Regions from separate parts of the Homo sapiens genome. Here regions 1 and 3 are each linked to region 2. The links are chromatin loops, found by intact Hi-C in ENCODE. Cell type or tissue: heart right ventricle. All regions are shown on one strand.

The links. Peaks named below come from ENCODE experiments on the same cell type or tissue, not always from the same donor. Only the 100,000 strongest peaks of a DNase experiment are listed, where the experiment ranks them.
Region 1: a loop joins it to region 2, with 3 times the contacts of the local background. A loop is called at or near these places in 7 of 110 quality-filtered maps.
Region 3: it touches region 2 in a loop (1.9-fold over the local background); 9 of 110 quality-filtered maps call a loop at or near these places.

The regions. Positions count from the first base shown.
Region 1 is chr18:44,598,626-44,601,125 of GRCh38, reverse strand. No RefSeq gene overlaps it. Among named protein-coding and RNA genes, the nearest start is that of LINC01601, 68 kb to the right of the region's middle. In heart right ventricle, no CTCF peak of the experiment used is centred here; a DNase peak (open chromatin) is centred at 1,527; H3K27ac peaks cover 907 bases.
Region 2 is chr18:44,885,703-44,888,202 of GRCh38, reverse strand. All of the region lies in intron 3 of SETBP1 (SET binding protein 1), which reads right to left. Among named protein-coding and RNA genes, the nearest start is that of MIR4319, 83 kb to the left of the region's middle. RefSeq lists an enhancer at 939-1,168. In heart right ventricle, a CTCF peak has its summit at 943; no DNase peak of the experiment used is centred here.
Region 3 is chr18:44,793,510-44,796,009 of GRCh38, reverse strand. All of the region lies in intron 2 of SETBP1 (SET binding protein 1), which reads right to left. Among named protein-coding and RNA genes, the nearest start is that of SETBP1, 110 kb to the right of the region's middle. In heart right ventricle, no CTCF peak of the experiment used is centred here; no DNase peak of the experiment used is centred here; H3K27ac peaks cover 849 bases.

The sequences.
Region 1 (2,500 bases), 290 kb after region 2:
TTAGATGACTTGTTAGTTGTTAGGTGTGCCCGTTTGTCGGAAGGGTTTCCTGTGCTATGTAGGAAGTTGGACTTGTTTATCTTTTAGATCCTTTTTGGTACTCCATTTCTGTAAATATTTTTGGACGTTTACTTTGTTCTTAGATCCTTTGAGATGCTTACCAAGCTCAATCTTGATCAAGTCACTTAATCTCAATGATTTTTAGTTTGATCATCTAAATTGGGGTTGCCCTAGCTGATTGGCCTGTCAGAAGTTCTCCTAAGAGTCCAACATGAGTGAATGTTTTGAGGACCATCAATGGTCTGTCTAACGCATCATCATCATTATTTTTTAAATGTGATATAATTTCTGTGTTGCAGGAATTTTCAGTTCATGAAGATATTTTACTTACAAGATAAAGACATGTTCATAAACAGGGAACAGATAATCCTTTTCAATGTTTTCCTATTTGAGTCATACAATCTCAGGTTTGGGACAGGGAAAGAAACCATGAATTGATGAGAGAAAGTGGTCCTAATTCCTTCATAGTGATTGTGATAATACAATAATACATGGAAATTGTAATAATCCTTTGTATTTATGGACACTTCAAATTTTCAAATTACTTATACATTAGTGATCTCACCTGATCCTCCTTTCGTTTCTCAGTTCCAGGATTATTTTTTTCCTTTAACTGTATTGACTATTCAGACACCTGCGTCTGCTGTTAGCACAGTTTTTGGGGACCTTGATAGCCCACTTAGGTGTCCCATTTTACTCCCTCAGCTTTCACTTTCATCACAGTAGTCCCTTCAGCCTACCCTCCTAAGTTTCTTTCCTTCCTTTTCCCTTCCTTCCCTCCCTCTTTTCCTCCATAAACATTTAAGAATTCAAGGGTGTTTCATATGCCAAGCACTATGTTAGATGCTAGAGATGAATAGTTAACAAGGGTCTTCAGTCTGAAGAGATCAATCTTATTGAGGAGATGGAGAAAAAAAAAACAGACAAGTATGCCGTGATGGTGATATAATAGTGGTGAACAAAGGAGGTTCTGAAGAAGGTCAGGGCAGGGAGCTGATTCTAACATAAAGAGGGAGGTCAGGGAAAACTTCCCGGAGGAGGCACACCCTGGGTTAAGTTGATCAGGAAGATTGGCAGAGGGGACAGTGTGAGTAAAGCCCGAAAAACCTGCTTCTTAGCTGCTCTTGGTTTCACTGAGGGCAAAAGAAAGAGTGCAGTGCTCTTGAGTTACAATGTTTCTGTCCTCAAGATCAGGGATTATTTAGAGTTTTGGCTTTAAAAGTCAAGCCATAGATCCTATGAATTCTGAGACTGACGCCTTGAGCTTTCTAGACCACCCTTCTCTTTTGGTCAGACCTGAGGTGCTGATGGAGCCACTGGCTCCTGCTACATCTCTGGGTTTGCCAGTGATTAAGGGCATTTTTGTCTGAGTGCCTAAGTGCTGGGGCAGACTGCCCAGCTTCAATGAATCGATGGACTAAAAATTGTCTTCCCAGCAGGCATTGCCAAGCAGCCTCCAGCCAACACTACAAGCAACTGAGAAAAGATCCATTGAGCTCAGCAGGAGGCTCTGTTTCGGCTGACTCAGCTCCCTGGAAGCACTTCTCCAGTCATTTATATCTCTACTTTTCCTCTCTGAGCTCCGCTCTGTATCTCTGCTCTTTGTGCCAAGCTGGGAGGCACTGAGGTTTCAAATGGCTATGCATTATCAATATCTCAGTGTGCTTCTGACAGGGCATAAAGTAGACCTGACCCAATAGTCCATTTTTATTCTCTATTAGTTTAATTCACATTGGGTTTGGCCCAAGTCATAAAGATTTTAGTTCAAGAAAAACATTTTACAAGGTGACGAATGAGATTAATCTTGCAAAGATCGTGGAAAATAAAATATTTGAATTGGAAAACCAGAGTTTAAGAAACATGTGAAAGGTCATACAACCAGCTGGTGGAGGAACTAGGTCTAGAACCTAAAATTAGGTAGGGCTTCTGGCGAACTTCGCTTTTCTACAAATTACTATGTTTTCCTTTTTTTCTAGAGAGTATTTTTGAAAATAATATTCTATTATAACTGCAACACTATGAAGTCATTAGGGCACATGGCAATGCTAAAACTTTGTTGATGAGGAAAATTGGGCAGACTTACCAAAGGTCACTCAAAGATAAGCAACAGACCTGGGATAGAATTATTTTTCTTTTTTTTTTTGGTGAACCACATTGTAGAATGACCTAGTTCAATAAATCAGGAGATCTGGTTTGAGAGATTAAGTTGGGGCCATTTTGGCCTCTAGTAAGCCATCAGTTTTGAGCAAGTCTCTTGTCACTCTGGTTTCCAGGATGTTCCTCGCCTGTAAAATGTGCAGATTTGCCCGGCTGTGGGCCTACAAAAAGCAGAATACTTAAAGCAGCCAGGCCTTTGGTGCTTTCTTCTAGGGGGCACCTGTGAGTCGGTTTAGCTGATGGCAGATACTCTGGAATGCTGGTCCACAACGGGGAACCCTTC
Region 2 (2,500 bases):
TTTAGGCTCAACTTATCCAAGTTGACTCACTGGGAACCTGGTGTAGAAATTGATCACCCCTCCTGGCAGAGACCAGGACCAGCACCCTGAAATACTCCATCCAGGCAGGAACTTGGAATGCCTGTCATCTGGGATGGAGATTGACTGCTCTTCTAATGTTTCAGTTCCTTATTTGATCCCAGAAAATGATTTTCTTGGTTGTCCAGATATTTTTTAGCTTGGCTCTACTGTCTTGCTCCCCAGTGTTCTCTCTGCCTCCCACTGAGCCCTCGTATTTTGGAATCTGGGTTCCAGGTATTTACAATTGGATAACCTGCTGTTGCTCCTTGACATGATCTTTGTTTGACCACCTCTGCCTAGGCTTTTGACTCCTTCTGGCCTTCCCCTGCTCTAATAAGCCCTGGGCATCCGGGACACAATTGGCCACTTGCTCACTACTTTCTGCCTGCCTTTTTCTGTTGTCTGTGGCCTGAGGATTTTACCCACTCTGAGTGGGTATCACTGATGATCCTAGCTTGTCCTTGCTCCTGTATTCTTACTCGGAAGATATTCTGTGGCCCTTGGCCTGAGCCTGTGCACACTACAGTCTGTTTTCCTGCCACTAAGGACTTAGTTGAGAACAGAGAAAAGCCCTCTGTTTTGTCATCTCATTATCAGAGCTGCCTTCTCTGCTCTAAGGGTAGGAGTCTCTAGTCCTATCAAGAGGGAAATTCCCAGGTAATCTTGTTCATGCTCAGAATAGCCAGAGATAGCTGTAAATACCTGGTTGGCTGGAACAATGTGCCAACCAGGCAACTGGGGACTTCCCCAGTGAGAACAGCAGCCCAGTAGATAAAGGAGTTGTAATTTCTGGGTGTGAATGACTCATGGCCTCCAAATGCATAGTGCTCAGCTCCCTTCAGTCATCAAACATGTCCCAAAGGCCCACTAGGAGCCAGATGCTGCATGAGCAATGAGAGAAAAAGGAAACCTCCTTTTATTGGGCACCTACGTTGTATCATGCACTTTACATTGATCATCTCTAATCCTTCCAGTAACACTCAAAGGGAGTTCATGTCCCCACTTGACAAATGAGAAAATGGAAGTTAAGTAATTTTCTGAAGGTCATACATCTACTAAGAGGAACCACACGATTTTAGAACCAATTCTATCTGACCCCAAAGTCAAAGTTCTTCTTAGATACCACACAGTGACACTACTCACTAATTTACCAATTCCTTCACTCATTCATTCAGCCAACAAGTGTTCCTGAGACACTGCTGCAAGCAAGGTCTCTGACAAGCTGAGTGTGAGAAGACCTTTTGCTAGGAATTCGTCACTTTGGAGGAACTCAGTGGGAAACTCTTTGGGACTTTACAATGCTGTTATCTTTGTGTGGTATCAAATGAAACAGTTGGCTTCCTTTTAACTAATAATAATAATAATAATAATAATAATAATAATAATAAAATGTACAGTCCACCAATCTTTCAAAAGGAGAAGTGATTGCCAAACTAATGAAAATCCCAAAGGTGAGTTTTTTCATTATTTCTGATAGGTGCTCATGTTTAAGAGGAATTGGATGTATCTAAAAGGTGACAGGGCCCTTCCTACAGAAATCACCTGTGCTGACCTAAGGGCTAGAAATTTTAAACATTGCTTTTTTACTTTAAATGAAAACCACCTTGACATATAAATATAAAAGTACACTATCCAACTAGGAAAAATATATCTAATCAAAAAAATAAGAAGACGAGAAAGAGGAAGGCTTTGATCCAAGTAAGTTGAGGAACATCTTGGACAAAGTGAAGATTTAAGTAGTTCATCAAGACGGCTCACTGTCCCAAGTAGTAAGCTCTGGAAGTGCTACACCTATATTGAAAATCCTTCATTTGTACTTCTCATAGCCTCTGGAGGTCTCATCTCTACTGGAATGGGATGGACAAGAATAAAATGCTAGAGGCTGGAAGGCTTCTGAGGCATCATTCAAGTATGCACCTCCCATGTGCTACATGAAGAAACTGAGACACACCGTAGCAAAGACACACTGGCCACATAGCTTAGTCCTTTTCTTGATCCCCCTGAATTTTTATTATTAACTTTATAACATACTTTGGGACATGGTCATGTTGTTTTCTAATTTTCCCGTGCATGAGACTTTTGTCCTTCCCAAACCATCCGACTATATGTTGCAGCCAAGCTATCCAGTAAAGCAGGTATGAAGCATAGTTTGTGGCACTCCACTGCAGTTCATTGAGAACTTAGGAAAATAAACTGCATTGAATATAAGACTCAAACACGGAGGACACAAGGAATAGCAGAATTGAAGCAACTCTCACAGGGTAAGTCACCTTGTTTTTTTTTTTGTTTTTTTTTTTTTTAATGAAATGGGCACATGTGAAGCTTCAGGACATAGCCTGGGAGCATGTTTTCCCTGTCTACACACGATCCAGGGTTGGCATCCACAAAATCTCAGCCAACATCTCCAGTCCACCTGCACTCAGGTTGTCAGTGACCTTGA
Region 3 (2,500 bases), 92 kb after region 2:
GAGCTGGTTATGTTTATTAACAGTGGAAAAGGAGAAGAACTAGCATCTTCACAGTGAGAAAGAAAACTCAAATGATATAAAAAGACAGCACAGGAACCAATGTAAAATCATAGTCTAGGGATGTTTAGTGTAGGGCCAAACTGCTCTACCCATTTTTAAAGACTGACAATATCTCTGTGTTACTCTCTAACAATTAGAGAGAGAAGAGCTTATGTTGACTGAGTTCTATTTAACAAGGCAAGGCCACATGTGTATGTATGTATGCTTTTGTATCTGTATGGTGATTTTCTAAGCAATGATTTTAAATGTTCAAAATTTGAGGGTTAGCATAAAACATTGTATGTATAAAATACATAAAATACACGTATTCTTGTCAGGCTTTTAAAAATACACCTGTTATCTGTAGCCTTTTCCACCTTAAAAACATTCTTCAGGTTTTCATCAGATAATAATCACCCTGGATGTAACCAGTAGATGAGTTTAGAAACCCCAGAATCAATAGGTGGGCAGAATGAGACACAGTTTCCCCTGCTACTCTTAGTCAGTAAACCTGATCTAAAACCGCTCAATCACTCCCACTCTACTTCTAATAACAGCTATAGCTACCGAAGGAGACTCAGGCTATGAGGAAGAAGACTTGGTGTTCGATGTGCCAAGTAGCAATGAGTGAATTATAAACTGGTCAGGGTTCCTGACACTATGAGGATCTAAAAGGAACCTGAGACCGAACAACTAAGAGACCACCCATGCTATTTCAGGGCTCATCACCATCACTGTGGCATTTTAATAAGTCATGGTATTTCAAGAAAAAGAGAAAGAGAGGAGTGGGAAAATATCCATGGAACTGGTAGACCATTGACTATGGCAAGCAGTGACCTTATTCACAATAACATCCCCTCATAAGACACTGCTATTTTATACTAGATTTATTGCACTTAGGTAGAAGCAGCACTTTATCAACTTACTTTTCTGGAGCACAGGAATCATATTTTTCTTGAAACTAGAGGGGAGGGCCTCTGCCACATTTTCAAATCTGGGTAAGCCTTGATCCTCCACCGCATCTGAGCCTCGTCTATAATATTAGGTAGAATGTCTTGCATCCATGAATGTTTCCTGCTTGATAACCCAAGGAAGAATTATCACATACAAATCTCAGATCCTAAGACACATTTTGCCACCAATAGTCATCCCTAAACAAAATGAATCACGATCCCAAGTCACATCCCTACCCAATACCATTTATTGAAGAGCCTGCAGTGGTATGTGAAGGTAGGAGGTCCAGCAAATCTTCCTGTTGTTTATTTGAGTGACTTTAGACAATGAGGTGATATGTTAGGGACAGCACTGGGTAAGAACGACACCAAGAGGGCTGGGGTCATTGCAACCCTTTGTGACTTCCCAGCAGGTTACTTTCCTCATCCAAACTTCAAAATCCTCTTCTATAAAATGAGAGATGTGCTGGGCAATGTCTAAAACTCCTTCTGTCAGCCCTGGGAGCCTCTGAATTACGATCTCATTGCCTCCAGTAATCTCCCAAGTTTTGTACACGACCATATCTTCCTGGAAGTCCCCTCTGCTCTTTCCGACTCCAGTACCTCAGCCTGAGCATGAGAAGAGCAAGCTTCTAGTCCCAGTTCCACCTCTTGGTGGTGGGGTGCAGCATTTATCTCTAGGACAACTAAATAAAATGATCTCTTAGTGCATCAAAAATTCAGTCCTAAAAGTCATTTCTGTTTAAGAATACAGCTGTATCCATCACAGACAGTGAATTTTACAAAATGCCGTACAATGGCTGCAATCTTAGCTATTTTAGAAGAGCTAAAAGGGTTACAGTTGTGTCCCAAGGGAAAGGTGCTGCTGGTGTCCCCATTCCCCCTCTTATTTAGCCCTCCCCTGTTCATACTCTGCAGGCTGTTATTATCTTTACATTTACCTGCCAACCAACCTCCAAAAAATCTGTTCAGTCACAGTAGTTACAGAAACCAAAGAAGCGGCCAATAGTCCAACTCTGACTAACCCCTTGTTAATGGCTAAGAATTAAAGAACAATTTCTTTTTGCAATTAACATATTCTGTACTGTAAGTATATCATGAACTAAAAATAACATGTCCTCCACAATCCTTTGGCCCACAAGAAGCTCAACAGAGGGAGGGGAAGAGAGAGAAAGAGAGACTGGAATGACATGCCATGAATCCTAAACATCTTCCTAATTGGATAATTAAAAGAGTTCTGGATAGCAGTTCAAAAAGCCTGGATTCTGGTAAGGGCTCCCCTACATATTTATCCATCTGTGTGGCCTTGGCTTGATCTTGTACCCTATCTAGGCTGTTTATAGGATTATGTTTGAAACCTAGTAGGCACCCCTTAAAAAGTTATCCAATCTATTGTTCTTTTCAAACTGTCTCATGCATAAGAACCACCTGGAGAGCTTAATAGAACACACAGGGGGTCCCCACCACCCAAGTCTCTAATTCAGTATGTCTGGGGTGGGGTCCAAGTA